2 separate regions of the Mus musculus genome follow, and region 1 is linked to region 2. Evidence: chromatin loops called from intact Hi-C (ENCODE). Cell type or tissue: heart. All regions are shown on one strand. Each heading gives the region's core, and the rest is flanking DNA. Links, peaks and the distances in the headings are about the cores only.

Region 1 (16,105 bases), core at 3,824-11,823, 150 kb after region 2:
AAATATTGTGTGTGTGTGTGTGTGTGTGTGTGTGTGTGTGTGTGTGTTATATGTGTGCTGGTGCCTCAAGAGACTAGAGAGGAAGTCAGATCCCTGAGAGCTAAAGTTATAGTTCTGAGCTACCTGACCTAGGTACTGCATGTCAGAGTCAGAACTCCAGTCCTCTGGAAGAATGGCAGCTGCTTTTAATCACTGAGCCATTTCCTCGCCCCCCTGTTTATTCTTATTTCCATTTTTCTTTCCGTGCAAGGGATTGAACTCAAAATCCCAAACATTCTAAGCGTGAGGTCTATCACTGAGCCATACCCCCACCTTTGGGTTCTAAAGCCTACTTAATATGGTTTCCTCACTGTTAGCATCTAGGAAGAGTTGCCCCTTCCAACCAAGACCCCTGGTTTTGTGTGAAGTCTGTCATTTCTGTTCTCCTTACAAGTCAGTAAGTTCTTGCCTAGGCCCATCTGGTCCTTGTAAGGCCTTGTCAAACATTGTTAGTAATGCCTCCCTTGGGTAGATGAGTAATTCTCCAGTTGGACACAAGGAGCAGATCTAAAGCATGAGGATACCTTACAGGCTCAGCTTTTGATGTGCTCAAAACTGAGCAAGCCCAGTAAAGATGATTTCAGTCTCCATCCAGTTCCTGATGTTAGTGCTATAAAAGGCAGGTGGGCAAGGCAACACAGGAGGGTTTCCCCCCTGAAGTCCTCCCCACTCTGGGAAGTTCTTCCTCACTTCCCTTCAATAGATGTGCTAGTCACTTCTCATCGGTATTTCCATTTCCTTCGCAGGCATGAGACAACGAGCTTAGTGGCCTCAGTGGCCACTGAGTGTCTGTCTTAGTGCTTTACTGCTGTGAAGAGACACCATAACTATGACAACTCTTATAAAGGAATGGTATTTGTGGTTTGTATTGGTTTTCCCAGACAGGGTTTCTTTGCTTAGCCCTGGCTGTCATGGAACTCGATCTGTAGACCAGGCTGGCCTTGAACTCAGAGATTCACCTGGTCTGGGTGAATCTAATCACCAAGGACTGGGATTAAATGTGTGTGCCACCACCAACCAGCTGAGATGCATTTAATTGAGGTGGGCTGTAGGGGTGGTGCCGATGCTAAGGTCCTGTTCCCCAATTGGTTCTTGGTCTGTCAGTAAAGAAGACATGGGCCAATTGCTGGGCAGAAGGAATAGGCAGGAATTCTGGTCCCCAAGGGCAGGAGACAGACACAGGAGAAAGAGAAAGAGTTTGCCAGGCGTTGGAGGGAGAAAAGGTGACCAGCCATGTGAGATCTTGGGCAGAGCAGAGGCCTGTGGCTGGTCCTACAGGCAGGAGGTTGGACGTGTTTAGTAGGAACTAGATGTAACTGAGCAACTAAAAGTTAGGGCAGGTGGAGAGCTATGGAGCTAAGAATATTGATAAGGCATGCTTCTTCAGGTGGGAGATGAGTAGTGCCTAGCAATTGTACCAAAAAGGCAAGTTGAGATTGAGCAATATGTGTGTCTGTGTTTTTTTTAATCTGTGGATTTGAGGGAATCTGGGTGGGGGCTGGTAGCACAGCCCATTCCCGGAGCTTAGGCGGGGTAGCAAAAGTGACCCACAACAGCTGGTTTACAGTTCAGAGGTTTAGTCCATTGTCATCATGACGGGAAGCATGACGGCATGCAGGCAGGCGTGGCACTGGAGAAGTAGCTGAGGGTTCTATGGCTAGATCTGCAGGAAGAGAGAGAGCATTTGAAACCCCAAATCCACCTCCATTGACACACTTCCTCCATTGGCGCCACACCCTCTCCAACATGGCCATACCTCCTAATTCCCTCAATGAGCGCCATGCCCTAATGACCAAGCATTCACATATTTGAGCCTATGAAGGTCATTCCTATATGAACCATTACAACGGCTGACCATAGCTAGCACTCCTGGTTAAAGTCATCAAGATCCGAGAAGGAATCCATTGCTCTCAAAGAACCCACATAACCAATGCTAACTTTGGTACTGAGATAAAGTGACATAAGCGTATATAAAAGAGAAGTTCCCAAATTTCCATTGCCAGAAACAATGTAAGTTTATTTCTCACTTTGAAAAGGGAGACCCAGCCAGATGGTTCATCAGTTAAAGGGACGCACTGCCAAATCTGAAGCCTGAGTTCCACACCCCTCCCCTCCCCAGGCCCACACGGTGGATGGAGAGAACCCTCACAGGCACCCCTTCCCATCCCTACTCACAGAATCAAAATAAGTAAAAATGTAATGTTCTAAAATGGTGGATAAGGGAAGCTGAGAAGCTGTTGTCAATACCTGGCCTGCGAATGAAGTCCAGAAACAAAACTTCAAAGGACTGAAAGAAACAAGAATAGAAAACCAGGCATGATGACCAGTCACAGTGACATCAGTCTCAGCCTCATGATGAGTTCAATCCAATACGAGTATGTTAGACCCTGTTGTAAGAAAAGAAAGAGGCTGGAGAGATGGCTCAGTGGTTGAGAGCACTGACTGCTCTTCCAGAGGACCCAGGTTCAATTCCCAGCAACCACATGGCAACTCACCACTGTCTTGTCTATAACTCCAAGATCTGACACCTTCACTTAGAGACATACAAGCAGGAAAAACACTGATGCACATTTTAAAAGAAGAAAGAGAGAGAGAGAGGGAGGGAGGGAGGGAGAGAGAGAGAGAGAGAGAGAGGAAGTCAGCCATGAAGGTTCATGGGTCCCATCTCTCAGGAAGGTAAAAGAGGAAGATGGTCACATGTTCAAGGCCACCTTGGGCTACAGAGTACTAACCCAGCATGAGCTAGAGAGAGAGAGAGAGAGAGAGAGAAAAAAAACAAGGTCGTGCTATACAGCTAAGCGTATAAACTTCTAATCCTCTTCCCTCCATCTCTTTTGTGTTTGTGTTTTGTTTTGTTTTGGTTGGTTGGTTGGCTGAGTTTGTTTGTTTGTTTGTTTGTTTGTTTGTTTTTTGAGACAGGGTTCCTCTGTGTAGCCCTGGCTGTCCTGGAACTCGCTCTGTAGACCAGGCTGACTTCGAACTCACAGAGATCCACCTAAAGGCCTGGCAGCCTCCATCTCTTGAGTGCCACCCTTACAGGATTCTCCCACCACGTCTGATTTTTATTCATTTGCAGACTCCTGCAGTGGGTTGAGCTTATCGCTGGCCTTGGGTTGCATTCGCGTCGTGATGGTTGCCCGGCTCACAGAGCTTCAGGACATGACTTCTTGGTCCACTACAGAAGAAATCTTCGGAGCCCTGGGGAAGAGAATTGGTGGGCTGGGGGTAGAGTTTCATGAGCCGGACCTAGAAGAAACATTATCATGCTTATTCCATTGGCTGGAACTCAGCCATCTGTCTCCGTTCTCTGTGTGTCCCCAGGACACTTGCTGCCACTTCCTGTTCTTCCCCATAGCAGACCTTCCATCCTGTATGCTCTGTTGCAACCCCACCCAGGTTCCAGTGACCTATGGTTCAGCATCTTTAGGTCTTATGTGTTCCCCAAACCTTATATCTCAAGCAGTGGGTCGGACCTCTCACACTGCAGGATGGAGTCTAACTTGATCCCATCCACCAAGCCTCATTTTCCTTCTCTGGCTTGTGATTCAGGGAACCGTTCATTCTGTCAAGCGCCCAATCTATAAAGCCCAGAAACGGCCCTGGCTGTCACCAGTTCCTCCATGAAGGCTCCTTGAATCACTTCCATTTCACAAATCATTCTCTCTCCACCCTGTACCGACTCAGCCCAGCTCAGATTCTCGTGTTAACCTCCTCTCAAGCACCAACGACCCCACAATCGTTTGAAGCTGCATCTTCTAAATCCGATCTAATGACATCACTGTGCTGTTGTCCACGTAACCACATTGCTTGAGGTCCCCCATCTGTGTCGTGGCAGGACTGAGGTGGGGACTCTGTTTTATGAGCGTTTGGAGACCTGGGATTCCACTCCTCATTCCTTGCAGGATGAGGAGCCAGAAAGCACAAAGACCATTCTTCACATAGCAGAAACCCTCAAACGGTGCAGAGCCAGCCACCTCCTTTGCACACACTCAGAATCCTGCAGTGGGTCGGCAGCTTTACTGAGGGGCCTACTGTCGTGTCCCCCACCCCCAACACACACACACCTGTTCTGTTTCACTGAGATTCCTAATCCCCAGAGCTTGGCAACCAGGCTCTTTTCACAAGGGCAGCCTTGTCTCAGGACACTGTTCTTGCAAGACAAAAACCTTTCCGAAAGACCCCCGAGGGTCACTATGGTCCACTCTGCCTTTCTTATCTTCCTGAAGATGAGGCAGCCACTTTGTGAAAATGAATTGGGTTAAGAGGAGTCTGGGATTCGGTCTTTGAGACTGTCTTTGTTTCGGCCCAATCTTCTTTTCACTCACCCACCTTCATATAAGATGTATTTTTTTCTATATTTATTTAAGACAAGGTATTGTCTTACTACACAGTTCAGGCTGATCTTGAACTCTTGATCTCTCTGCCTCTATTTCCTGTAATGGGTTGATTGGTATATAGCACCACACTGGCCTTACAGTAGCCCCTTTTACATACATTAGCTTCCTGGTTATCTGTCTCCTGACCAAAAAGTCAAGAAACAACGTAGAAAAATGCAGCTACTTTGTTTCCAGGCACTGTCTCAAGAAAGCAAGGCAACACTGTTTCCAGCCTGCAACACTGTCTCGTTAGGGTTCTCTTCTTCCCAGGGAACCCGCGCAAGTGTCTGGCTTATTACGTCTGGAGCTCGCTCAAGTCTTACTGAATGAGTGAATGAGCACAGTGACATAGATGACCCTGTGAGGCAGATGATGGCATTGTGCTTCCTTTTCCCCCAATCACTACGACAGGCCCCGTGATCGCTCACAAACCAGGCTCTGTGTCTAGGGCCTAGACGTACCTTCCTCTCGGCAGAACTGGTGGATCTCAAACAGTGCCTACCAGGTCTACAGGTGGCAACTCTGTTTGCCCACGCGTTCAGGTTCAAAGTATCAGTCCCATCCCCTTCCTGTCTCCTGTCCTCCCCAGCACTGGCAAACACCAGGGTCACAGAGTCAAAGTGACTCCTGAGCGTGGCTACCTCCTGGGCCACCACTATTACCAGCTTTACCTCCGAGGTGGCAACATTTCCTAACTGGGCCCCTGCTCTCCTTCTCCCCTCCCTGACCCATTTTTCTTGTGCAGACAGGAACCTCCTGACAAACTCAGGTTGCTTCTCCCTGCCCTATCGACTGCTTCAGACAACTATTCTTACACGTGGAATAGAGTCCAGAGTCCTCACCAGATGCTACAATATGCATGCGAACATGCACACTGTCTATCTCTCATTGACTCTGGTCTAGCCATGTAGCCATGTGTTTCGCATACACAGGCTACTGTTCCAAGACTTTGGTTCTTTGCACTGTCCTGACCTGGAACTTTCTTTCCCACCGGTGGGCTTGGCTCCCTCTTTTTCATGAGCTCTCAGTTCAAACACGCCAGCAAGCCCTTTCCTGCCTACCTCATCGAAGAAGGAACAGCACCTTCTTCGGATCATTTTTTTTGGTAGCCCTGCCCAGTGTTGGTTTTCCTGTTTATGAGGTGTCATTATCTCTAAATTGTAAGTGCTGCACGCACAAATCCTACTGTGTGCTGGCATACTCCAGGGACTAGAACTGGGCCTGGCACAAGGCAAGCCTGGCATACACGCTTAACAGGGCAAAAATGAGAGGGCATCCAACAGACAGAGACACTGGCAGAGGCAGATCTACTGGGCACAAAGGACTCGGAGCACGGGCCTTCATGGCAGGTCTCACGTTCTCCAATCCCCCTGTCTCAGAGTATACCACCAATTTCTGCTGTCTCCCAATATGGACTCTGGCCTCAGCCATGGGTTTTCTTTGGCCAGGGAAACATTCACAGAGTTCAGGGAGATAAGCTGAGGCCTTATCAGCTCTCTGCCTCACCGCAAGAACATGCCTGGGCATGCCTGCAGCGGGGATGCAGAAGTCCATTCACAGTGTGGACCAGCCAGTGCACAGGCCTCACCGGCAGGTGTGTGTGGGGTGGGGGTTGGGGGTGGGGGCAAGGACCAGCATGACTGTGGCCCAGGGAAAGGTAGCCAAGTTGAGTCTGCAGGCTCCAGATCCAGGAGACCTGGGAGCTAGGCTGTGTAGGCAAGACTGAGCAGTGTAGCATGAGACTTCATATTGCCTTGAGCCCCAAGGACACACTAACTGAGGGGCCGAGGAAATGGGGAGATCAGTGAAGTGGGACAGGAAGAGGACACAGATTGCAGTGTGAGGTCATTGCTCCTAAGGTGGGCTGAGTCAGGGACAGGAGTTCTGAGTCACTCAGAGGATTCTACCCGCCGGTCACATAGCTCCCCATTCAGGTCCTTCAATCGCATTCCCCCTTTCTCTCCCAAGACATTCAATACTTCTTATTTCCTGTTACAGCTTACCTGTCTAATCCTAGTCATTGCTGTCAAACTTTAAAATTAATTCTCAGGGGCCAGAGAGATGAGAGTACAAGGACCTGAGCCTGGATCCCCAGGCCCCCCGGCTGGGCATGGCTGTGCTCTAATGGTGGGGACAGGTAGATTCCCAGAAATAAGAAGAGAGCAATCAAACAAGCCACTGGTGTATTCCTCTGGGCTGTACATGTGTGTCAGCATTGGCATTTGTGTGCACGCGCACACGTACACACATATAAACAAACAAACAAAACAAAACAGATATAAGACCCAATGTAATCTACATAAAGATTTAAACCATGCCTGAGACAGAGTTCAATGGCCCTAGCCATGGAGAGAAGGCTGGCGTAGGAATTCTCTAGAAGCACTCAACTTGTCTGGGCGGCTTCACCGAGCTTCGTGAGGTCTCTGACCCACATCTGCAAGCGGTACTCTGAGTAGCCAGCTGCCTACGGGAGGCAGGTTGGAGACTGCCTCTTGGCAATGGCAAATTCAGGGAAATTACAGAGGTTGGTGTTTGTTGGTTTTGGTTGCTTAGCAGCTACACACCATGGTGGAGGTGGGGCTAATCCAGAATGGGAACCCCCTACAGGCCAAAGATCCCTCACAACATCCCTACAGAGTTCGTGGGCACTGAACCTGGGCCCCCTGAGAAGCCAGGGCCATCAGAGATGCCATTCATCATGTCCCCAGCAACAGCATCCAGGGGCAACTTGACCCTGGGGGCAGCAGGACGGTCCTCTAGAGTCCTTTCCTGTGGTTCTACTGCAGTCTTATGGGTTCCTGGACAATTTAAGAGATGGGTCTTCTTAGTTTACCTGGTGATTCTGTGGACTGCTCAGTCACCCTTCCAGAAAATTCTCACTGGGCAGAATTAGCCAGCCTGGTTTTCTGCTGTGTACAACCAGTAGCTCGTCTTTGTCTACCTTCTACCCCACCTCACCTCTTAGAAACCACATCCAAGAGCCCTGTCTCCACCCTTCAAGTTACCAGGAGCACAAACAAACCCTGCGGTCCTGGAGAAGATGAGTCAGCCTGTACCAGAGTACCAAAAAACAGGGTAAAAGGTGTGACAGGCTAGTGTTGGAATTGTCAGCCAGGCTTCTTTCTTGGTGTATCATCCTAGCCTGTGATGTATCATAATGCCTTAGTTTATCAAGGCTGTGCTGTGGGAGCTTGACTGCTGAACATTGGAGTTCAGAGCCTTGCCTCAGCAAAACCCCAACCATGGGAGGCATTCTCCTGCCTCACCCCAGCTTCAGCATCTGGGTGCCACAGAAGTTAGGGGACAGAGATACCAACATTCCCAGAACACCCTACACGTATCTCCACATAAACTGGACATGGTGGACTATATGGTTTGTCTGGAAAGAGAGGGACCGAGATAGCCCAGTCCTCCATTTCCTCCTCAAGAGGCTGAGACAAGGTTCTGGGGTCAGAAGACGCTGAGGGTCAATCAGTCTGAGGTCTGGATGGACCATAGACTCCTTGGATGTACCCAGCAACGGTAGACATTGGCAACGATGTATCTGAAATATATAGACATTTGCAAAAGATGCTGAGTGAGGCCAGAGGCCGTCTTTGTAGATGTCCACTAAAACAAATTAGCATCCAAAACCAGAAGCTATCTCCATGGCTCCAACTGGAAGGAGAAGGAGGAGGGACACTTAGAATTCGCCAAGGCAACCTTGAATTTTTCCAGAAAAGAATGCTTTCACGCCATGCAACATGGGAAAAGGAGATGGAGGTGAAAATTTCCATGGACAGAAAGTAAAAACACTCACACGTCTGACTTGAGGGCCTGAAGTCTGCCTCCATTATAGAGATCTCACTCAGGAAACCTTGCTGCCCCTGGTGCCCACGAAGACAAAAGCCAAGGAGGACATGGTGAGTTTTACAGGGAGAGTTTGACATCTAGGTAAAATGACTTTTTCAGTAGGCACCTGGGGTATACCGGGCTCCTGGAATGTGCTGGACACCATGCTCAAAATGAGATGAGGCTCCCCACTCTCTTGGATAGCGCTCAGCGCAGTGGGGATTATCATTTTGCTGACGAGGAAAGCACAGTATAGGGTACTGAATGAAGGAGTCAGACTGCATGCTTCCCATAGCTCAGTTAAATCACGCCAAGCGGCTGCACGGATAGGTTTCTGGGACAACCAGGAATACAGCTCTGGAACTTTAAACCCGAAGGTGGTGTTGGGAGAGATGGGAGGTTCCGGAGGGAAGGGATTTACTAAGGCGCAGGTTCTTGGGGCGAACTCTGGAAGGCGTTGTGCGACCCCTCGTGGATGTGAGAGAAATAACAGCGTGGCACTTCCCTGCGCATGCGTTGCGTCGGAGTACCTAGTTCAGCTGGTACTCAGAGCTCAGCGAGGAGAGAGGAGCGCTCATGTTGTATGGGGTTAAAACCCAACTCAGCTCTGTGACTATTCTAGAGGATCCGGGTCTGGGGAAGGGCATTCTGGGAAGATAGAAGGGAAACAGATCTTCACTAAGTGTTGACTGCCCACGTGGAAATAAGATGCAAAAGTGAAAGATGAGGGACTCATCAGGTAGTGATAACTGCTGCTCAAACCTGGTGTCCTGAATCCGAACCTGAGTCAGGGTAGAACATGAGAAAGGATTCCGGAAAGCTGTCCTCTGACCTCCACAGTCGAAACGAAAACGACATACTCCTTCACACTTACTTGGAGGCTAGAATTAAAAGAGACGGCATATGCACAGTTCAGCCACTCATGTTGGAGGCCAGCAGAGGACTAAGGTCTCTCTGGAGACTGCAGTTTCAAACTATTGCAAGCAGAATGTCTGTAAAGACACCCACAGTGTCACTGTGCCGGCTGGAGGCATTCCTCCAGGGGTCCAGGTACTCGGCTTCCCTCTGAGGGCCATGGTGAAGTATGGAGGAAACCCTCCAAACACCTTTCTTTCTTTCTTTCTTTCTTTCTTTCTTTCTTTCTTTCTTTCTTTCTTTCTTTCTTTCTTTCTTTCTTTCTTTCTTTCTTTCTTTCTTTCTTTCTTTCTTCCTTTCTCCCTCCCTCCCTCCCTCCCTCCCTCCCTCTCTCTCTCTCTCTCTTTCTTTCTTTCTTTCTTTCTTCTTTCTCTTCTCTCTCTTTCATGTGTGTGTGTGTGTGTATATGTGTATGTATGTGTGTGTGTGTATAGTGTGTAGTGTGTGTGTGCCCGCGCTTGTCCTTATACAACATGTGAAAGCATACAGGAGCCTTTGGAAGCCAGAAGAGGGCATCAGAGCCCTTGGAAGTGGAGTTACAGGCCTTTGTGAGCCACCATGTAGGTGCTAGGAACAGAAAGCAGGACCTCTGGAAGAGCAGCAGTGTCCTTTAACTGCTGAGCCATCTCTCCAGACCCCCTTTTTAAAGACTGACTCTCATGTAGCCCAAACTCACTATGTAACCAAGGATGACCTTACACTTCTAATCCTCCTGCCTCCATTTAACCATGAGTACTTGGGGGGGGGGGCGGGGGAAGAGGGCAGCATCTATCTTTTATATACTACATAATTAAATTTTAGAAAGAAAATCATTTCTATTTATTTAAAAATTGAGTATTTGTAATTTGCTGCTCCCAGGATTTTTATCCTATAATGAAATGTGTTCTTTTCTCACAAATTTACAATTGTTAAGTGCATTGGTTAGCACTGTCAGTTTACCAGGATCTAGAATTATTAAGGGGACAAATTTCTGAGCATGCCCGTGAGGAGGTTTCTAGACCAGGCTAAACTAAGGTGTGGAGACCCACCCTACATGTAAGCGGAGATCCCAGAGTGACTAAACAGGAGAAAGAACACTGAACATGGGCGTTCATCTCTGCTTCCTGATTGTGGACGCAGTGTGACTGGCTGCTTTCTGCTCCCACCATGTCTTCTCTACCATAATGGACATCATCTTCAACTCATGAGTGAAATAAGCCCTTTCCTTCCTTAAGTTGCCTTTGCCAGGTTGTTGTTGTTGAAAGAGCTCTGGCTGTCCTAGAACTGACCATGTATATCAGACTGGCCCTAACTCACAGAGATCTACCTACCTCTGCCTCTCCTGGGTGTGCCACATCTGGTTAAGAATTGTTTGATTTTTTTAAAAAAATTGTGAAGCTGGACAGATGGCTCAGTGGTTAAGGCATGTGGTGCTCTTGCAGAGGACCCAAGTTTGAGCCCCAGAACCATCAGAGTGGCTCACAACCGCTGTAGCTCCAAGGGACCCAATGCCTTTGGCCTCTGTGGACACTGTAATCACCTGCCCACACTCACACATAGGCATGCACACATACACATAGTCAAAATAGAAATACTGCTTAAAATGTGCATGCTTCTGTGCACATGTATGGAGATAAGAGAGGGCGTGAGTGTCTTCCTGCCCCCCTTTGTAGCCTCTGTGGAGTCCTTTGAGGCAGGATCTCTTCCTGAACCTGGGGCTCATTTTTTTCCTAGCTCGGAGGGATGCCAGCGAGCCTCAGCAACCCACCTGTGTCTGTCGTCCTCAGAGCTGGGGTTACAAGCATGCCGAGTGCCTATCTTGTTATATGGATGCTGGAGTTTAAACTCTGGTCCCCAAAATTGTGCAGCAAGTGTTCTTAACCACTGAGCGATGCATCTCTTCAGTCCTCAGGGTGGGGTTGGGGGAGTGGAATCAGATGGGATTTTTATTTTATTTTATTTTATTTTATTTTGTTTCGAGACAGGGTTTCTCTGTATAGCCCTGGCTGTCCTTGAACTGAGAAAACTGCTTGCCTCTGCCTCCCAAGTGCTAGGATTAAAGGCGTGCATCACCACTACCCGGCAAGGATGGGACCATTTTAAATGCATGGAAAGAAAGACAAGTAAAAACACTCTCAAACAGAACAAGACAGGAGAAAAGGAAACAAGACACAGAAACAACCTCCAAGATGTTCTGTCAGCTTGGGGACCAGTGCACTCGTCCTTCAGCCCAGCCATCTTGTGCCTAAGAATTTCCCTGTAGAGATCGACATGGGTGTTTGGGTAGACAAGGGTCTGGAAATGTGAGCTTCAATGAGGAATCTGGCAGAGTACATCAGAGCCACACCCTGGAATACTCTGGTGCAGCCCATTAAAAAAGCCTACAATTCTCTACTAGGGCTGAGCTGTTCCCCCTTGGAGGGAATTTGATCAGCCTGTATAGGTTTTCCTTTAGTGAGTCTATGGTTTTTGTGAAGGCTGGAGAATACTCAGATACTATTTAGTTGTTTCAGTCTCGTATCCCAAGAGCCAGGTTTTTGGTTTTCCTTTATCTTTCCTTGTTGTCATGGTGACAAGATACCCAAGATGAAAGATGGATGATACAACTGAGGAAAGATTCCTTTTGGCTTCTGGTTTCAGAGGTCACAGTTCATGTTCATACGGTACCACCACGCAGAGGGGCACTGGAAAAGCAAAGCTGTCCTCATGGCAGCCCAGAAGTGCAGATGAAAGAAGTGACCCCGCCCCAACCTCACCTCAGTGACCCCCTTCCTCCAACTAGGCTCACCTCCTAGTTATCACTCTTATGATAGGCCCATAACCTCTCAATGGCACCACCAGCTGGAACAATGGGCCTTTTGTGGGAAGACTTCTCATCCAAATCCCAATGAGCTAGTATTTTCTGAAGCAGCCAGGTTTCTCACCCCTCCCCTTCTTGTACTGTTTATCAGGTGGGAAACTATGTTGGCCTTGGACTCACTGAAAAGGCCTTTGGGGCTCAGTGGTGCGCATGCGCGCGTGCACACACACACACACACACACACACACACACACACACACACACATATAAAACCTCTGCACAAGTAGTATGGTGTTTGCCACTGGAAACACTGTCTTTATTATGTTATACACCCTACACTATACAATCTGTCCTTGGCTGGGGGAGGGGTCAGTAGAACATTTTCTGCTTCCCAAGGTTAATTGGTACAAACATCCTTTGAAAAATCAGTGTGGACAAAGGGCAGCCACACTGTGCGCTGCTGAGGCTGGGAGTGCACATATGAAGATGGGGGTGATTTGGTGGAGCCGGTTCTCTCCCTTCAGCCTTGGCTGGGTTCAGGAACCCAGGTTGTAAAGCTTGGGGGTGTCTTTGGTGATGCATCTTACCTGCCCATAGACCACATAAAAAAACTTTAAAAAGCAATAATGGTTAAGGAAAAAATGTCAGAAAATCGAAGCTATGAAGGAGAACTGGCTTTCCTGGCTGAGGAAAATCAGCATAACCCTCTCTAGTTAAACCCATGCTGTCTTAGCATGAGTTAGACAAGACACCAACGGGGAGATGAGAGACAGGGAAAACAGGAAAGGTGAATCTCAAATCATCAGGCCGGCGGGGCCATTAATAGAAGCGCAGTGAGTACTGCTGGGTGACTGCGTGCACACATGCACAGGGAACAAATGAGCTGTGAGAACAGTATGGGATGAGTGGAGGTTGCCCTCAGCTGCAGCCCCCACCCCACTGAGCCTGTTTCAACAGGTGGGGTGATTCGGGGTGCTTGTTTATGGCTCACCACACCCTGGCAGGCCAAAGTACATTTCCATACCCATGCTCAGGTCAGGCCAGGCAGACCTACCTCCTCCTGTCAGCCCTACCTTCCTCCAATCATGGCAGGAAGTCATCGTCAGCATAGCATGGTGGGGAGGCAGACATGCCACCCAAGTCTATTGCCAGCATGTGCCTAACTGGCCACATGACTGACAGCATTTCATTTCCTTGGACCTGATTCCTCATTTGCTCCTTAAACAATTTCCCCACTGTAGCTGTTCATTACACACACAGGGCTTTAACCTGGTAGTCAGACCAGAGCAAAGGGCCCCATTCCCACCCTGAACTGTATTCAGGAGTCAGAGCCTAGAAGGGAGTGAGAAGCCTTGAACTTCAGTCTGCTGTCACATGGCACACCTAAGCCTGTGTAGCAATAAATAACCCTGCCGATATTACAGGGCCGGTAACAGAACATACTATCTTACTGCACAGACCTGTGTTGAGGCACTAGGACACTATTTGGCTGGACTCTGATATAGAACGTGAGAGGGAACACTGATCTGTCATGAAGGAGCCTGAACAGGGTATCAGGGAGACGATGGCAGGTAAGTCTGGATCATGTCCCAAAAACAGTCCTCAAGGGGAACGGTGGCAAAGGGTAGTGGGGGAAGGTGGTGACTACTGCTGTAGGCAGTGGGCCAGTCATGAACAGAGGAACTGGGCCAAGGGCTCTGTCCCAGGACCAGCTAAACAAATGCAAGCAGCAGCAGGCAGTATCTGGCACTCACTGGTGCCAAGGGGGCCTCCAGAGCACTCCTTTTTCTTCTTGTCACCATGTGAATGAACTAGGCCTTTTTTTTTTTTTTTTTTTTTTTTTTGGTTCCAGGTTCAGAGCAATCACATACCTTACTCAAGGTGTAGAACTCGGTGTCAAAGGATGCATTCAGACCCCAATTTGTTGCCACCCAGTTAGGTTTGGGAAAGTTCCTCAAAGAGTTAGCAGAACCTCACAAACCCACTGCTCCACTTTACAAACGTGTGAGACGCTACTTAGGAGAGACCAGCCTCTGGGCACAGGGCTGAGTCATTCCATGGCAGAGGTTGGAAGGGCAAAGACGACCTCACAATCCCTGAGTGAGGAATGGGACAGTTCTGCTGAGTGAGAAGGGGGCTGTGCTGCGCAGGGCTGTCTCCCCACCTGGAGCATGTGACACTGCAGTACAAGCAGGGTTTGCATTTGGAGAGACCCAAAGCCATTGCTGTCTTGAAATTATTCATTTCAACTTCTACCCTGGCAAATGCTGTCACCTCAGTGGGTACCACAGTAACTCTCTCCTCACTGTCACCTGCCTCTTCTGCCCTGCAAAAGCTCACTCAACTCTAAAGACTCATTCATCTCCTTGGAGTTTTGTTGTTACTCGTGTTGGGAATCAAACCCAGGGCCCTAGGCATGACGGAACCTCAGCCCTACAAGGTGTTTTTAGTTTTGGTTTGTTTTGTTTTAAATTGCGTGTGAGTACACTGTTGCTGTTTTCAGTTATGGTTGTGAGTTACCATGTGGTTGCTGGGAATTGAACTCGGGACTTTTAGAAGAGCAGTCAGTGCTCTTAATGGCTCTCTCTCCAGCCCACCCTACAAGGTTTTAAAGGAAGCTTTTCTCTGCCTATGGGTTTCTCTGTATAACTGGACCTTTCTACTACGTAGCTTCACTAGAGACCTGGAAACAAAATAGTGCATACAAAAAAAAAAAAATACCAATAGAAACATAAGAGCATAGATTACAAATATTCCTTTCCCAGACTAGGCACCACTTTATAGACTTGGCTTCCTTTCATGATTTGGTAATTAAGAAAAAAAATCACTCATAGTTAAAACCAGGGTCCAAGGGATGGCCAGTTGCCACATAAGCCCAAGACCCAAATCCAATCCTCAGAGCCTACTTAAAAGGTTTCACACAGGAACCACAGCATGCCCCACCCGGAAATAAACCTTTATTATTATAAGATTAAGACTAGTCCTTTTCCTGGTCTACCCATGAAGGGAGAATAGGCTTGGGTGGGGGGAGAAGGAAGCAGACCCAGGCAAGCACTGGAACTACCACTTTCTCAGACCATCTCTTTCCTAACTCTCCCAGGTCAAAGTCAACACGGCATGAACCCACACTTGCCGACTGAGCCACACAACAGCACAACAGACAGCGCCGGTCTAGGTAAGGCCTAGGCTCTTGGACCATGTTGTCAAACTGCTCACCACATGGCTCCGCATCTCTCTAGTCCATACAGTCCTTGAGAGAGTAAACTGTCAAGACTCACATTCAGTGCCATAGTTGCACAAATCACTAGCTCTCAAGGGATGCTGCAAGAATCACACTAAGTGATTGGCACCTGGCCCAATAAATATTTCATAGTAACTTTCCAACGGCCAAATATCCCAACTGCTACACTGTCTTAAAATATCCACTGTGTGCTTTCCTTTCATATGTATGGGTGATTTTCTGCATGTACGTATGTGCACCATGTGTGGCTGGTACCCTCAGAGGCCAGTGGATCCCTGTAACTGGAGTTACAGATAGTTATTAGCTATCATGTGGGTGCTGGGAATGGAACCCAGGTTCTCTGGAGGAGCAGCTAGTGCTCTTAACCACTGAGGCATCTATCTCTCCAATCCTCCATTATGTATTTTAAATCTCTAAGAGCTAAAAATATCACTCAGAGTATACTTGCTGTACATGTATTTAGTCCCCAGTCCAGACACAGGAAGATGCCAGGTGTGGCATGCATGCCTGTCATTCCAAGGCTGAGGTAGGAGAGTCCAGAGTTCAAGGTCTATTTGGGCTGTATAGTGAGACCTGCTTTTAAAGACAAATGGGGGCTGGAGAGATGGCTCAGAAAGCTGGGTGCTTACAGCTCTTCCAGGAGTCCAGTTTGGTTCTCATCTGGCAGGTCACAACTGACTCTAACTCCAGTCCAGAAGATCGAACACTTTTTGGCCACAGGTACCTGCACACACACACATGGCATTCAAAGACATATGTCTTTTCCAAATAACTAAACAAAAACACACCTTGGAAAGACTGGCTGGCATCAAACTGCAATCAAATCTATTAGTAGTTGGCCAGGTGGGCACAAACTACGGTCAGCGCAGCATATCTGCAAAAACTTCAAGTCTACTTATGGTTCAATTCTTAGCATCATCTTTG
Region 2 (16,105 bases), core at 5,204-13,203:
AGTCCCATACTTGTAAGGGCGTGGCTTGAATTACAGGATATAGAGATCCTGGGAAACAAGATAGTAACACTCTTCAAAATAGCTTAACAGGCAAGCAACCAGCAACCTTTGTCTCTGCCGCATAGTCTTCACCACTGCAGCTTGCTGTTGTTGTTTTTTCAAATAAGGTCTCCGGTTGTGTGGCCCTGCTGGCTTGCAATTGACTCTCTAGACCAGGCTAGCCTAGAACCCACCGAAGTTTGCCCACCTTTGCCTGAGTGCCATGATTAAGGGTGTACTCTACAACATCATTGTATTTCTAAAATATAAGAGCCAAACTTGGAGCTAGAACTATGGCTTAGTGGTTAAGAACCCTAGATGTTCTTCCAGAGGACGCTGTTCTATCCCCAGTACACACTTAGAGGTTTATTCCAATTGTATGGGATGTTGATACCTTCTTCTGGCTTTCTTGGGCACTGCATATACATGGTTCATAGATATTCAGGCAAAAATACTCATATACATAAAATAAAAATAACTAAACCTTAAAAAACAAAAACAGCTGGGGGCTTGAGAGAAAACTCAGTGGTTAAGAGCACTGTCTGCTTTTGCAGGGGTCCTGAGTTCAACTCCCAGCAACTACATAGTGACTCACAACCATCTGTAATGGGATCTGCTGTCCTTTTCTGTCTGATGCAGGCATAGATGCAAATAGAGTGCTCATATACATAAATAAATAATTTTTTTAAAATGCAGCTGTGCGATGGTGGTATATACCTTTGATCCTAGGCAGAGACAAGCAGATCTGTATGAGTTCTAGGTTAGCCTGGTCTACAAAGTGAGTTCTAGAACAGCCAGGGCTGTTAAACAGAGAAACCTTGTCTTGAAAAACCAAAACCAACCAAACAAACAAACAAACAAAAAAAGAGCCAAACTTATTTTTTTCTTAAAGGTTTGGTTATATTTTAGTTGGAGGAACTTGACTTTTGACCTGAGCATGCTTACTCTGTATTTTGACATTAACATGAAAAAGCTTTGCATATGGGGGGTGGGAGAGGAAGATGTAGGGGAAAATGGTTTGCAGAGAAAAGTGCATATACTCTATTGCTTCTGTTCCTCTATTTTTAGTCAATGGTGTCATTTTCTTGTGCTAAACTCGAAATTCCAGTGCATCAGTAGAATATCTTTGTTTCTTAGTGTGCACATTTTTAGGATTCTGCTGAAGAATTCATCCCACTAAACAAGTTGTCAGCTAGATTGTACCAGAATAACCTTGCTCTGCCCAGCAGAGCTGACTGCTTCGAGCTTGTGGAGAGGAGCGGCAGTACCTGTCCAGTACTCATTGTCTCAGTTGGAGAATTTACCCCAGGTCACCAAGAATCAGCAGGATTTCTTGGGCTAGAGAGAAATTTTAATCCAGCAATGTGGCTGCTCTGACAAGGGATCACATCCAAAGATATCCGGCTGGAATATACACTTTCAGTCCATCTGGCTGGCTTACAGACAAGCACTTAATACACACCTTTAATCCTAACAGTGATGTCAAATTGCTGGGCAGGCAGTGATGAATCAGAGAAAGGTCTGATAGAATGATTCAGAGATAGGCTATGCCCAACTCTCAAAACAGTCAGCAAAGAGAGGCTAGAGAGAGAGAGAGAGGAGGAGAGTGTCAATTGAATTCAGTTTAGTTTGGAACAGTTCAGATGGTAGAGTTCAGGGGCAGTCTTTCCAAGCAGAATGATTCAGTCAGAAGCTGAGAGAAGCTAATTTGAGTCAGTCAGCGTGGGGAGGAGTTTGACCCAGAACAGCAGAATTGAATCAGCCAGCCAGAGTTCAGAAAGAGCGAGAAAGAATGAGTTTATTTCATAGTAAGTTTCAGAGGCTGAAACGTTCTAGGAGGCCTAGGTTAGCAGGTGGAGGCTGGAAGCGAAGCCTTCAAGGCTCGGGCTTGGAGAAGATTCGATTGTATAGAGGCGAAGCTTCCGGGCCTGGGGTAGTTAGAACAGAGAAGGACATTCTCTGGGCTCCACCCAGGCCATGTAGTCGCACAGCTTGAGTCTGCTCCTACTTGTCACTTCATCTGAGGAGACAGACGTGACATCTGCAGTGGGCCTTATTTAATATGCTCCATATTTGTGTTTTCTTAAATTGAAATAAACGAGTAGAATGTTTGTTTTGGCCAAACACATAACTGAGTATATTTGCTCTTTTCATCTCCCATTCCTGTTACCAGTGAACGTTGTGGTCCCCACAGATTCATTTGTTTGACTGCTTGGCCATAGAGAGTGGCACTACTAAGAGGTGTGGCATTGTTGGAGTAGGTGAGGCCTTGTTAGAGGAAGTGTGTCACTGTGGAGGTGGGACTTTGAGGTCTCATATGCTCAGAGTAGCCAGTGTAGAATCCGGTCTCCTCCTGGTTGCTTTCGTATCAAGATGTAGGACTCTCAGCTCCTCTAGCGTTATGTCTGCTTGTATGCACCATGCTTCCTGTCATCATGATAACGGACTAAACCTCTGAACTGTAAGCTAATCCCAACTAAATGTTTGCCTTTATAAGAATTTCCATGGTCATGATGTCTCTTCACAGCAATAAAATAAAACCCTAAGACAGACATGTTGTAATACTGTCCAGCATACTATTGTGAACTAGCTTTCGTGTGTGTGTGTGTGTGTGTGTGTGTGTGTGTGTGTGTGTGTGTGTATGGCTACCCTTGGAGGCCAAAAGAGGGAGTCAGATCGCCTGGGACTGTAGTTACAGATGGCTATGAGCTGCCTAACAGGGGTGCTGAGAATCAAACTCAGGTCCTCTGGAAGACTATCAACTGCTCTTAACCGCTGAGCCACGTCTCATCTCCCCGGCCCCCTGGTGTTCTTTCCCGTGTTCTCTGCAGTAGAAATCAAACATGCTTTGTGCCCTCCTAGGCATCACATGCATTGTGTTTCTAGGCCAACTATGAGTCCAATACACATCATCTGTATTCCACCTAACCTCAGTTTCCTTATGATCCTTTAGGTGATGAAGGTGGAGAATCTGAACTTCTGGGAGAGGATCTTCCACTGGAACCTTCAGTCACCAAAGCCGAGAGGAGTCACCTGATAGTGTGGCAAGTGATGTGTGGCAATGAATGAGTCTGTGAGAGACAGACGAGGATGAGGAAGTTGCCTCTTCTGCATGGTTTATTTTCCCTTTTTCCTTTATTTAATGCTCTTTTTGTGAAAGACATTTCACCACATAATAATGTGAGCATTTTCCCCTGTTACCTTTATATTACACAATCTGTTCTATGGTAACAATACAGAGGAGCGAGCTAGTTTACTGCACCAGTGTTAATAGGAAATTTCAGTATATCATGAACAAATCGAAGAAGGTTTACTTTCTGTAAACTGATAAATTACAGAAAGCAATCCAGATGTGGTTTGCTCTGCCACAGTCTAATGTCACTCACTTAATTGATGAGGCCATGTTTTACCTGTCACTAATAATGGAACTAATGGAAAAGACTTAATAAATGAAATTGTACCATGAAGTACAATAGAGTTTTCCCCAGTGTATTATAGAATTGACGCACTAATAACAGACGGATTATCACGATTTGTCTGAATGTCCCAAGAGCGCTAAGAGCTAACTGTAAAGTACTTTAACTTTCACTTTCAATTCTGACAAATCTTGTTTATATGGTATATAAAACTTTGTTTTCATCAGACTCGGGGGGTTTTATATTAAAGAAATTAAGGCTACACTATTTAAATAAAATTTCTTGTTCCTGTCTCATTAGAACTCTAAAGTTTACGAAGCCTGCTTCTCTGAATATTCTCATATTTTAGATGAATTTCACCCATTTTCATACTGACATTTAAGAAGTGTATTATCTGACGTTTAGGAAATAACCTGGGAAGTGTGGAGGACACTTCAATACTGGAAGGATGGTCTAAAAGGAAATTATGTTTTGAATTCCTTGTCCTAGAGAATGGTGGTAGTGGATTCAGTTTTTTCCATAGAAAAAAATGTACCCATTAGCCACATGTCCCTAGGCTGCTCTTAACCTATCACGGAGGGGACACTGTGGTGGCCGTGGATTCTGCCTCGTTTGCTGAGTGCTTAATGAGTAGGAAAGGTGATTTGTTTTATTCTGTATAAAACTACCAAACACCTAGTGCTTGCTTGGTATAACTACTCTTCAGCATTTGTTCCCTGATAAAATGCCATCTTCAAGGAAGTGCGGTGGGAAAGCAGGCAGAGTCTGCACCTGTCTCCATTCGTGGCATCCATCTGAGAAAGTGGGGTCACATCTAGCTTTAACTGGTAACCTTAGGAGGTTTCAAAAACCATGAGCTACAGGCTTGCTTTCCTCTCTCAAGCTTCCTGAAAGTAAATGATTTACCATTTCTTACCCACTGCTGCAAGCAAAGTTGAACTTAATTTTATGTGATCTCTTAAAAACATACAGGAAACAGGTCTTCGGGTCATTGGAAGGACCACCTCATAGAAAAGAAATCAAATACAGATCTCTAATTGTCCAAGTACGGGGGATTTCCCCCGGACTGTCATACAAAAATATGTGTAAAAAATATACCAGGGATTTTTTTCACATGTATATGATTAGGCTAGATCCTAAAATACATAGGACCTAGTGAGCATGGGAGGCTTTTGTATCATTAAGCACATTGGGCACACTCTAAAATTGTGGCCCTGTATGTTTTAAAAGAAAAACACCTGTTTTGATAAAGCTGTATAAAGGATAATCAATATTTTGTTTGATCTACTTATTCATTTTTTTTGGTGCAGACCACTTCTTTAGCTTGTCTGCTATGTCTTTATTTTAAATCTGAATCATTTGTGGCAAATACTTTTAAAAAGCATTATTAACATTTATTGGAAATGTTGTATAAATTCATAAGGAAACACAAAAGTTTTGGAGAGTTTTAATCCCAAGAAGTGTCCCTGTCATTGTTCAGAAGTGCTTTTCATGTTTGTGTGGTCCAGAGTAACTCAGGGAATCAGATGCTAAAGAAGAAATATTCAAATGTGTTACCCTGGTTATAATTGTTTCTTTGAAATGTAACAATGTTGACTTCACTTGCAGACTGTAGGTGCATGGTGATTTTAGCTAAAGATCTCACATTACTGTGGCCCTGTGAACTAGCTCAAGGACGAGAGAACGCAGAGGCACCCGTGCGGCTTGTTTTAAGGGCTGTGCTTATATTTGTAATTCTGCTTCTCTTCCTCTTCCCCCATAACACAAATATTCTTGTGATGTTTATTTTGGTCAAGGGGGTGATCTTTGGAAGAAATACCAGGATAAGCTGATTGCAGACAGTGACAGGGTCTAAAATGCCATTGTCACCACAGGGCCAAGAAGGCTTACGTGCCTCTAGGCAGCCTCCCATGCAAAAACTGACTTTTAAAGGAAGAAGGCAGGGCACTGAGAGTTCTCGTTTTGTTACATCCGGGTTATATGGGTTATATATGAGGCTAAACCGTATGAATTGCCAGTGGACAGCCATTACTGGTCTATAGAAATAGCAGTGCTGTATGTTTCAACCTAACACGCGATAGGAAGTGCAGGTTAAATCTCTGTGAGGCAAAAGGAAGGAGACTGCTTTCTACAACTCAGGTTTGAGAATAACTTCTCTAACTCATGTAGATCCAAATTTGTCTTTCTTACAAGTTGCAGCTTGCAGGGAGTTTAAAACATTTCAACATAGAGCGATGCGGCCCATCACTATTGAGGTGGAATGTGGTTACTGTGGGAGGAAAATCCACTCTCAGCTGGAGCATCGTTCACTGCCTGTGAAGTTGAGAAGAGACCACTAAACGTGCAGCCTTTGGAACAAAACAAAATGCCTCATATTAAAAATGTGTGTCTTGCAAATGCCATGAAAATGGATATTTATTTCCTAGGAAGTATTATGACTATTACCAAAGGACTCGACCAGACTAGGGTTCTTCTTAATTGATCATGTTGGCAAAGAGACTGATTGCATCCCACTTTATAAGATGGGAAGAGAAGGAAACAAATGTTGAAATCATAAATGCTTTTCTAACAGGGTTATGCTATTCTGTAACACTAATTGTCTTTCTCTTTAAAATGAAGTTCTATTAATAATTTTATCATATATTTCTCAATATTTGAATATGTTTTAACTGTTTGTATCCTAAATTTGTTTTCATTCTAGAAATCCAGAACTTTACTTGCCTCATAAATTGGGTTCTAGAATTGTCCCATTTGCTGTCTTTAGAGGCCACGGCTTCATTTCTATGCGTAAAAAGCTCATTTAGCAATGTAGTTATTTCAGTATTTATTTCTATTATGGAATCCCTGGGGTTCGGAATGTAACTTTGTACATGAAATATATATAAATATGTATATGAAACATGTGTGAAGTCTAGTGTGGTTTGTTTTTATCTTTCTTGGGGCTCTAGACTTGGTATTTATCAGAAAGTTCAATAATATGTTCCATAAAACATGTCATTTCTGAGAACCAAGATTATGGTTGTTTGGCACTGGTAAAAAGTGAGCAGATAGCCAGGCGTGGTAGCGCACGCCTTTTGATCCCAGCACTCGGGAGGCAGAGGCAGTCAGATTTCTGAGTTCAAGGCCAGCCTGGTCTACAAAATGAGCTCCAGGGCTATACAGAGAAATCCTGTCTTGGAATAAAAAAAAAAAAAAAAAGGTGAGCAGAGGGAAGCCAGGCGTGGTGATGCACACCTTTAATCCCAGCACTTGGGAGGCAGAGGCAGAGGCAGGCAGATTTCCGAGTTCCAGGACAGCCTGGTCTACAGAGTGAGTTCCAGGGTAGCCAGGGCTACACAGAGAAATCCTGTCTCAAACAAACAAACAAACAAACAAACAAACAAAAGTGGGGCTGACTGGAGAGATGGCTCAGCGGTTAAGAGCACTGACTGCTCTTCCAAAGGTTCTGAGTTCAAATCTCAGCAACCACATGGTGGCTCACAACCATCTGTAACAGGATCTGACTCCCTCTTCTGGAGTGGCTGAGGACAGCTACAGTGTACTTAGAATAAATAATTTTTTTTTTAAGTGAGCAGAGGGAACATTCAGACCTATCTGTGGCTCCTGAGTACGCACTTGGCACTGGTCAGGAGGGCATTTAGTTGACAGGTAGGAGTGCTGGGTAAGACCTGCCCTCAGCCTCCTGCAGTTGATCACTCAGTGATAAGAGACGCGCTGCAGGACGGCTTTCTGGCACGGGTGATGTGAGAGCATGAGTGACCACGGGGCCCATGGCAGCACAGTGTAAGTACGCGGCTTAGTGCAGTGGCATTCACTGTTGTACCAACATGGTTTGATGATGCTGAGATTTGGTACCTGTGAGTTGGCACAGTAGATGAAGGTGCTTAAGGTCTGTCCCTAGCATCCGTATGATAGAAGGAGAAAAGTGACCCCTACAAGCCATCTTCTGACCTTGGCATGTATGCATACAGATACAGACACACACACACACACACACACTCGAGGGGATAATTTTAACAATCAAAATGTAAGAACAGTGGGGTTTTCCTTTTTTTCTTTTCCCTCCTCCTCCTCTCCTCCTCTTCCTCCTTGCCTCAAACCCTAGAGATCCATTTTCTTCTCCCTCCTGAGTGCTAGGATTTAAAGTATGCACTATCATGCCGAGCAGAGGCTGCTACTACCACTTCTAAATAATGATAATCTTTGCCTGTACTTTTTGTTTTATTCTTTTAAAACAGGCTTCTTACAAGCGTTCTCGCGACCAGCCAGGAAGAACGCAACAAACCAGAATCTTCTGCGGCAAAGCTTTATTGCTTACATCTTCAGGAGCAAGAGTGCAAGAGAGCAAGAGCTCTATTGCTTACATCTTTAGGAGCCAGAGCGCAAGAGCGCAAGAGCTCTATTGCTTACATCTTTAGGAGCCAGAGAGCAAGAGAGCAAGAGCCAGAGCAAGAGCAAGAGGAGAGAATGGCGAAACCCCGTCCCTTTTTAAGGAGAATTATTCTCCGCCTAGGACGTATTACTCCCTGATTGGCTGCAGCCCATCGGCCGAGTTGTCGTCACGGGGAAGGCAGAGCACATGGGGTGGAAAACTACCCTTGGCACATGCGCAGATTATTTGTTTACCACTTAGAACACAGGATGTCAGCGCCATCTTGTAACGGCGAATGTGAGGGCGGCTCCCCACACAGGCTCTCACTTTATTGGCCTGGGCAGGTTCCTGGCCCTCCAGTGGGGTTGGGGAAGGAGGGTTTGGAATACTTAAAACAATTTCCAGTTTATCAAAAGAGACATGAGGACAGATAGTTTAGCTCTTTGATTTTTTTTTGGCCAGCCGAAAGCAGCATAATAGCTTCCGCCCACAGAGATGAAGAGTTGTGATTTGAGTTTAGGCCTTAAGGGGGACAAAATATGCCCAGACTCTGGGTACTGACGTCTCACCCATAAGATGCAGTTCTCAGTCAGGCCAGAAGAGGGAGGTGTGGCCATGATCTACCCTGGGAGCTACTGCACAACAGGGTTGTCCCTGTTTTCATCTCAGAGTTACCCCGTGTTCTTATCCTCAAGTTGGTACATTTGCTTTTGAGAATGAGAGCAGCCTAGCTGGAGTCCCAAGCATCTTGTTTCCTAGGAGACAAAGCTTTCTTCATTCTCGGCCAGTTATCCCCTACCACCACCTCAACTTCACAGTCCTTATTTTCTGATTCAAGGGCAATTGAAGATTAGGATACCATAAACCTGGTGCTACCTTAAAGGGGTAAACAATATTTCCCCTCATGAAGCCTGTATTGCTTGGCGAGACAATTTCTTATAGTTTTGATAGGAAGAGGTCATTAGCTTTGTGCCTAGTGTCGTTTTCATGGCATGTAGTTTTTCTAAGTATGTGCCCATAAATTGATAGGAGACCTGCAGAGAACCCCTGTGGAGAGCACTGCTGAGCTTATGTTACCCAGAGGCCTGGCCTTGGACACACAGGCCTGAGAGAACAGAAGGCAGCTCAGTGCTTGGTGAAACCAGATTAACTGGGCATGGAGCCGCTGCCTGTGGAGGCAGATCTGCAACTGGGCCCCGGTCAAGTGTTCATCCTGAAAATTAAACGCAGGAAGATTACATTTTACATCTAAGAGCGACTTTGATTCCTCTGCAGCCAGAGAGAAGCCTGGGAACAGTGGTGACGGTGACAGTTGTAGAAACCGTTCACGCATACCTGACACCTGTTGTTCATGACGCTTTGTAACAAGAACCAACCTCAGCACACGCGTGGCAAACAGACACAGAACTAAGGAAAATTAACATAGGCACAACAGGGAACTTGGGGAGTAGGGTCCAGAAGGTTCCGATGCCCTTGGTAGGATTTTCAAGCCTAGCATCACTCTTCCCAAGCAAGAAGGCAAAATTGTATCTTTGGAGATATCAGCAGGGCATCTCAGGCACAGACACCCCAAAGTAGAGTAACTGTTCAGAAACCAGGTTTTCCTCCTTGTCACCACAGTGATGGCCTCCAGAACCTGTGTTGCAAAAGCCCATGAGATCATTTATCACTGAACAATTAACAAGACACCCGTATCCTTCTGTGCAGGTGCCTCAGTTTCTTTTTCCTATTGCCCTTTGCCAACAAGCCTACCTTCTTATACCATTGACTCATCCCAGACAAAGATCTGTGGTTTGAGTTCCAAATTCTGAAGTGGATTTTCAGCTACTGGCTCTTCACGCTCTGGTTTGGTCTGCACCTGGGGGAGCAGGCGTGCATGCCTGCATCCGTGCGAGCACACATGCCATCCATGCTGCGGCTTTGGAGAAGCTGCCCAGAGGTCTTCACAAAGAATTAGGAGCAGCAATGTAAGGCATTCTTCACAAAGAGGTGGCTCTACTGCCTGGGAACATCTCAGGCACTTGTGTTTCCTCAGAGACCTTGGAGACAGGCAGAAACTGGGCAAGCATCAACACCTTTAGACGCCTTCTTCCTAGGTCCCTTTAACTGAGATGGTGGGATGAGAAATGAAATTTAAGGAGGGGGAATCCTTGGATAACAAGACCCCACCTCTTCCAGAGCAGGAAAGGAATGGGTGATAAAGAAGACCCACTGTGCTATGAAGAACTGGGGCTATTCTCCCTTTTCAGCACAAGGTGGCGCCATTCTGATCTTAACCTTCCAAGTGCCAGTGAGCCAGAAGCCAAGCGCAGCAACAGCAGAGATGAGCCTGTTCAGGGCTTCCCTTGCCCCGGCAGTGCTTGGCTTGCTCACTGCCCTGTTTCTCTTCCTCATCCCTTCAGTAGGGGAAGGAAAACACCTCTGCTCAGCTCTACCAAGGCAAAGCCTAGGCATCCAAGCATGGGGCTGCTACGGAGGTGAGCGGGTTTCGAGATGGGTACAAAAAACATTGGCTTAAAGGATTTTTGGAAATGTCCACATCACGATTTCTGGTCTTTGAAGTTGCAGACGAATTTCTGCTGCCGCCTGCCTCTAAAGACACTCAAGGAGATGCCATGGAGTCAGCTTAGTGAGTTGCTTCAATGGAGACTTTATCCAAGCTGATAGCAACTAGGAGTTACATAACTCAGCAGGTCACAGAGCTAACTAAGCCCATTACAGGCCATCAATCCACAGCTATTTCCTGGCTTTTATAGCTGCTGCTGGAAAGAAAGGAGGGGGTAAAGATTAGGGGGAGAGCATGTGTCTGTGTGCCTGGAATAACCCTCCAAGGTCACACTCCCCTCACCTCTCTGCACTTGTCACAGGAACCTGCTAGGCCACTGCCCTTGCCACTAAGAGACTCACAACAACCCTCCAACAACCCTGGTGCTCTGTGTGGCCAGAACTTTAGCTTGGTCTTTTTTTCTCTCTGAACCTTGGTTTTCAATTCTAAAACACAACAGTGCTGGACCAGATGGGTTGTAGGATAGCTTTCTGCCTTGAAAAAGATTCTCAACAGCCGGGGATGGAATGGGGTGGGGGAGTCCTCCATCTGTAATGGGTGTTACATGTTAGTGGATCTTCCTGAGGGTAAAGAAGATGAAGTAGACATCACCAGAAGGTTGGGGTAGGTGAGGTTTTGACTGTTGGCCCTATGGAGGGAGACGAGCTTCACCAACATTCAACATTCCCTCTCCAGGATGCTAACACAAAGAGAGCATGTGTCACACAGCTGGCTAAAGCAAGCACAGGCTGAAGGATGGGGCATCTCAACAGCAGGGATTGGCAGCCCCAAGCTCAGGGAGTTTAAGGTTCAGAGGACTCACAGTTATTCCAGATGGATGGAAATGAATGCCCCAAATAACATTGGAAGTACCCCTAGGGAGGTAACTCCCCCCTACCATCTGGTACTGAAAACTCCACCCTGGACTGACCCTGTGCAGTCCAGATCCCCCCAGCTGGCATGACCTGACAACATGGGCAGAGAAAGGGAAGAGCGAGGTAAGTTGCTTGGGACAGAGAGTTTTGTGTCAGGAAATGACAGAGAAGCTGGGGAGGGACTAGATTAGCCGGAGAGTTGGGGGTTCATGCAGAGACCCCTTTCAGGCAGAAGTCAAATTCCCAGACCTTCTTTGGAGGTCCTGACCCAGTACAGAATGACAGGAACAACCCTTGGGCAGGAAGGCCAGTCCTTCACTGTCCCTCCCCAGCTCCGGGCCGGGCCGATACAGATAAAAGACTAGAAGATGAGGGTGGCCTGCTGGCTGCAACACTGAAGCAAGCTGGTAGCCATGCCCCCGTACCTCCCTCCCACATCACTCACACACACACACACACACACACACACACACATACACACACACACACACACACACACACACACACACACACAGTGGCAACATAATGGAAAGAAAGGTAAAGATTAAGCGCCATGGAGCAAATTTCCATGAAATGGATGTGACCCCAAACAGAGGTGACCCCTGAGGCTAGTGGCTTTTCTAGAACTCCAGACCCCTCAGATCCTCACCTGCACTCAGGCACTCAGGGCTTCTCCTTCCTCCAGGGGTCCATCACCATGGTGAGGAATGCGATGTCCTCAAGACGAGACAGAGGGTGAGCCTGTATGAGTCCCCAGCCCCACAAGGTAGGCAGTTCCAGAATGGGATCTCAGGGTCACTGTCAGTTACCTCGGGGCAGACACCTGGGTTATCTGAGAGGCTCTGATACCAAGGCTGTATAAGACACCCTAGCAGAGCTCTAGAGGTCAGGCGGAGACCCTAGAGACCATTTGGGGACACCAGGGAGTCTCAGGGCACTGGTTTACATAGGAATGGTGTTTGTAGAGGCCAAAGGAGAACATGTGACCACTAGACAGTGCTGCAGAAGCTTCCTGGCCCTGACAAGGTATTCCTGCCTCTGCTCCTCAACAAGTTCACCTCCCTCCCGGGGCTGCAGGCTGAATCTAAGGAGAGCTGAGAGAGCCATTTTGTACCTCACTGCTCTCAGCTTTCCCCTAATGAATTCAGTGCCAGGGACTACATGCAGATCCAGTGGACAACAAGGCTCATGAAACAGGATGGGGAGTGTCCAGGTCTGGGTGTCTTTCCAGGGCCTCTTTGTCCTTGTTGAAAGAGTTGAGAAGTCAGCATGGACTATTCTAGAAACTTCCCTGGGCTGGGCAGGGGGACAAGAACCCAAAGATCATTACAAAAGCTGGAGGTCAGGCCTGTGCCTGTCAGCTGGCTGGCCCGTCTTCAGTTCTGTCCTGAGCCCTAAGAGGCTTAGAGCATCATGTTTGGTCCTGACCCACTAAAAATGTCTAGCGGTACCCACTCTCCATTTGTGACAAGAGAAACGGGTTCTAGATGCTGCTAAGTGTCCGCTGGGAATACAAAAGCAACCATCCACTTGAGAGCCATGGCCTTAGAGGACAGGTGACAAGGACTCCAGGAGGGTCCATCCACCTCATGCTAAAAGCCTTTTCACCAGCAGTTCTTGCTGTGGCCTCTTCAGGGAAATCTGGTAATGATTATGACCTAGGCAGGTCTCCTACCATTCATCTGAAGGGAGTGTGTGGAATTCAAGTCCTATCCACAGGGTGAATGAAGGGAACATCTTCCCACAGGGAAGAAGGCCTGGATAACAGCAAGCTGGGGTAGCCTGTACTTCACTTCCTGACCCTAAGAAGTACATGGCCACTAAAGGTACAAGGCCACTCAGGGCAGCTGAGTTGCACCAGAGACCCCTACCCTTTGGAACTTCTGGAATGAGGCCTTGCCCCTCAAGCAGGTGGCTGTATGCTCAGCCCCATTTGGAACCTTGCACATGGCTTCCCTGACTCAGACTGCTGTATGTGACCTGTGCTTGTCACATCTCAAGATTACTTCCTATGGCTAATGACCTGGACACCTGGCAGGTGTCCCTCCCCCTGAAGGCAGGGGATGGGCCTAATGAAGCCAGCGGCAGCTTTTAATTGTGGGTTCTAGAGTGGAATGATGGGGGAGGGAGACACACTAAAACTTCCAGGAGCTTCCACATCCTAGCTGGCTCTGCAGTGTATTGTAAAGACACTTGGTATTCAATGCCCCTGTCAGGTCTCAGTTCCTTGTTTATAAAATAGAGGCTTTGGAGAACAGGGTGTGTAAAATTTTCCTGTGCCTAGGAACATCCTACATGATAGGGTTTTCAGGTACATTCTGTCACTTGGGTCACACATTATCCTACCAAATGACTATTCTCACTCTCAAGTTATAGCCAAGGAAGCTGAGACTTGCCCCAGGTTACAAAGTCAGCAGGTGTTGGGTCATGTGATCGGGTCTGGCCCATAGGTGGCGCTGTTGAGCACTCCAGTGGCTCTGTAAAAAGGCCAACTCGCTGGAGGACGGAAGGGTGGCCTGAAGACTGAGGAGGGGCAGGTCAGGTGCCCAGTCCAGAGAGGAGGAGTTGAAGATGACAAGGTTCGGAGCTCCAGGGACTGGGTGGTGGCAGTGCTATTAATGGAAACAGGGAAGTCCGGAGGAGGAGCAGGTTTGGGCCCAGGAGGCGGAGTTCATCCTTAGACATGTTGACCCTATTATGCTAACAGTGGGCTATTTCGGCTGAGGTCTAGCCACAATTCAAGGAGGAAAAAATTAAGGCTTAGTAAATATTCTTGACCAAAGCCAAGCTGCTCTTGCTATGTCCCATGTTCCCTGGCCTGGGCCTCAGGCTGCAGTGTTAGGATGGCAGCAGCCTAGCCCCAGCCCCAAGTTCAAGCCCTAATCCAGCCGCTGGGGGTCGCCACTGTGCACAGACTGGCAGAGCTGCCAAGGTGTGCCAACCGAGAAGAGGGTTTGGAGCCAGGATTCCCCTCACAGGAGACAGAGGTCTCTTCCCTCTTTGTAGAGGTAGCAGAGGCTCACGAGCAGAACCGAGTATCAGGCAGGTTAAGCTTTCCCCAAGAGCCTGATTAACCTTCTCCATCAGGTCTCGGTGACCTTGGAGCCAGGAGGGAAAAGCCACAGAGCCCCCTCACCTCTGGTGCTTTGAGAACAGCTCTCCCAGTTGCCCGGGGCGGGGGGCGGGGGCGGGGGGGACACAGTGTTCAGGGCTCTAGTGACCTCGCTGGGAGCAGGATCCCAGCTGTTTCAAGCCTCCACATGTCTCCCTTGACATTTGCGTCAGCAACTCTGCCCTTTGACCTTTCACTCCCCAGAGAGGACGGTGGAGGCAATCGGGACTAATTATTTGCAGTTCGGTGTGTCCAGCAGTTTATTGGGGTTTGACCTGGCTCTCTGGTCTCCCCCACCCCAGCTTTATGGTCTTGGTCTCCCGAGGAAGTTAAAGAACCAAGGGCAGGAGTGGTTCCTCTTGGCCTCCTGGTGTTGAGAGCCAGGTGGGAAGGTACGCTTGTAAAAGGGCTTGGAGAGGTGTCCCCACGCAGGCACGCACGCCCAGCGCAAACTCTGCCCCCCACACCCTTGGGCCAGCCTCCTGCTGTGCTTGGACTTGTTGGGACATGTCCCCAAGTGGACTGGGGCCAGGAGAAGGGGATGCCAGTCTCCTGGCTGCTTGCCCAGGCTGGAAGGGGGTGGAGGTTGCAGGACTCCGAAAGAGCTGGGGGTGGGGCAGGTGCGGTGGAGTCCATGGGGCTCCCTAGGCCCTGGGCCCATGAGGTATCTGGTTCCCTCTATATTTGGCCTTGACATTACTAGCATGCCCTCTCAGAGGGGCAGGCGGCCAGCTGTACCCAATGTCTCCTCACAGGGACCGGATTATTTGAGGGCTCTGGGGGAGACAGTTGTAGCCCAGGAGGGCTGAGAGGCTTAAGAGGACATTTCCCCACAGATCCCGGTCAGAAAGGAGTCAAGGATAGATGGCACAGATAGATGGCCCTGAAACTTTTCTAAGAATTCCCAGTACACTCACTGGAATGTTCCTTTTGCTCAGGTTCCCCGAGGAAGCCTAGGCTCTGTGGCATGGGTGACGTGGGGCATGATCCCAACCTCTTCCCCAGGAGAGGTTTTCTAGGTATCCTGGTACCCTCAATAAAAATAAAAACAAAAAACCCAAATAACCACAGATCATTTTATGCAGTAGGCACCTATAATCCCCACATTGCAGGGGCTGAGACCGGAGGATCACAAGGTCCAGGCCAGCCAGTGCGGTATACCTAATGAGACTGTCTCAGAAAAAGATACGAAAAGGGAGCCCCGTCCACATACATACAGAAAACAACTTCGTTATAGATTGAGTCACTGGAGGAAAGGGTGGCTGGCTGGTCCTCAGTGTTAGCGGTCTCTCTGATTACTATTTCCAAAAAAGCAACTGGGATCGGCCAGCAACTCCAGCTTTCCAATATGCTGAGTGCACTCATGCAGGCCAGAGGGACTAGGAGTGTCCCTGTCCCCGTGCCCCCCACCCCCAGGGGAAAGTGTCTTTCAGACCCTATGTCACTTTGAGAAAACCTCACACTTCACTATACTGTCTCCTTTCTCCTGCTGAGGGCAGAGCCACACACGGCAGCAGCTGGTCCTAGGCATGGTTGGTAGACTCTTGTTCCAGGAAATGTTAGTCCTTCCACTCCTTGGCCAGAGCCCAGCACCAACAGCAGCCAGCCCTGTTCTCGGAGACCCTCCCGAGTGTTCCATGGCTAGCTGTGGTCACCTTTGTGGTCTCAGTGCTGGTCGCCTTTGCTTCCCTGTGCCCTCCCCTCCCCCGGCCTCAACAGCAACAAGCAGGTAGCAGGTAGGCTTCA

The links. Peaks named below come from ENCODE experiments on the same cell type or tissue, not always from the same donor. Only the 100,000 strongest peaks of a DNase experiment are listed, where the experiment ranks them.
Region 1: a loop joins it to region 2, with 6 times the contacts of the local background. A loop is called at or near these places in 39 of 42 quality-filtered maps.

The regions. Positions count from the first base shown.
Region 1 is chr11:94,268,471-94,284,575 of GRCm38, forward strand. Gm38956 (a long non-coding RNA gene) reads right to left here and starts at 9,407. Exons shown (of 3, transcript XR_880146.1): 1 at 8,374-9,407; 2 at 8,215-8,281; 3 at 2,969-3,285. Gm21885 (predicted gene, 21885) reads left to right here and starts at 13,369. Exons shown (of 4, transcript NM_001378258.1): 1 at 13,369-13,511; 2 at 15,041-15,115. The coding sequence starts at 13,472. Gm38953 (a long non-coding RNA gene) reads right to left here and starts at 2,927. Exons shown (of 2, transcript XR_880145.1): 1 at 2,287-2,927; 2 at 1,486-1,702. In heart, for the core only: a CTCF peak has its summit at 8,721; a DNase peak (open chromatin) is centred at 8,731; H3K4me3 peaks cover 1,449 bases; H3K27ac peaks cover 2,401 bases.
Region 2 is chr11:94,119,730-94,135,834 of GRCm38, forward strand. Spag9 (sperm associated antigen 9) reads left to right here. Exons shown (of 29, transcript NM_027569.3): 29 at 2,993-6,364. The coding sequence ends at 3,108. B230206L02Rik (RIKEN cDNA B230206L02 gene) reads left to right here and starts at 13,727. Exons shown (of 4, transcript NR_167701.1): 1 at 13,727-13,826. In heart, for the core only: CTCF peaks have their summits at 8,424 (motif pointing right) and 10,066 (motif pointing right); DNase peaks (open chromatin) are centred at 7,142, 8,442 and 10,122; H3K27ac peaks cover 946 bases.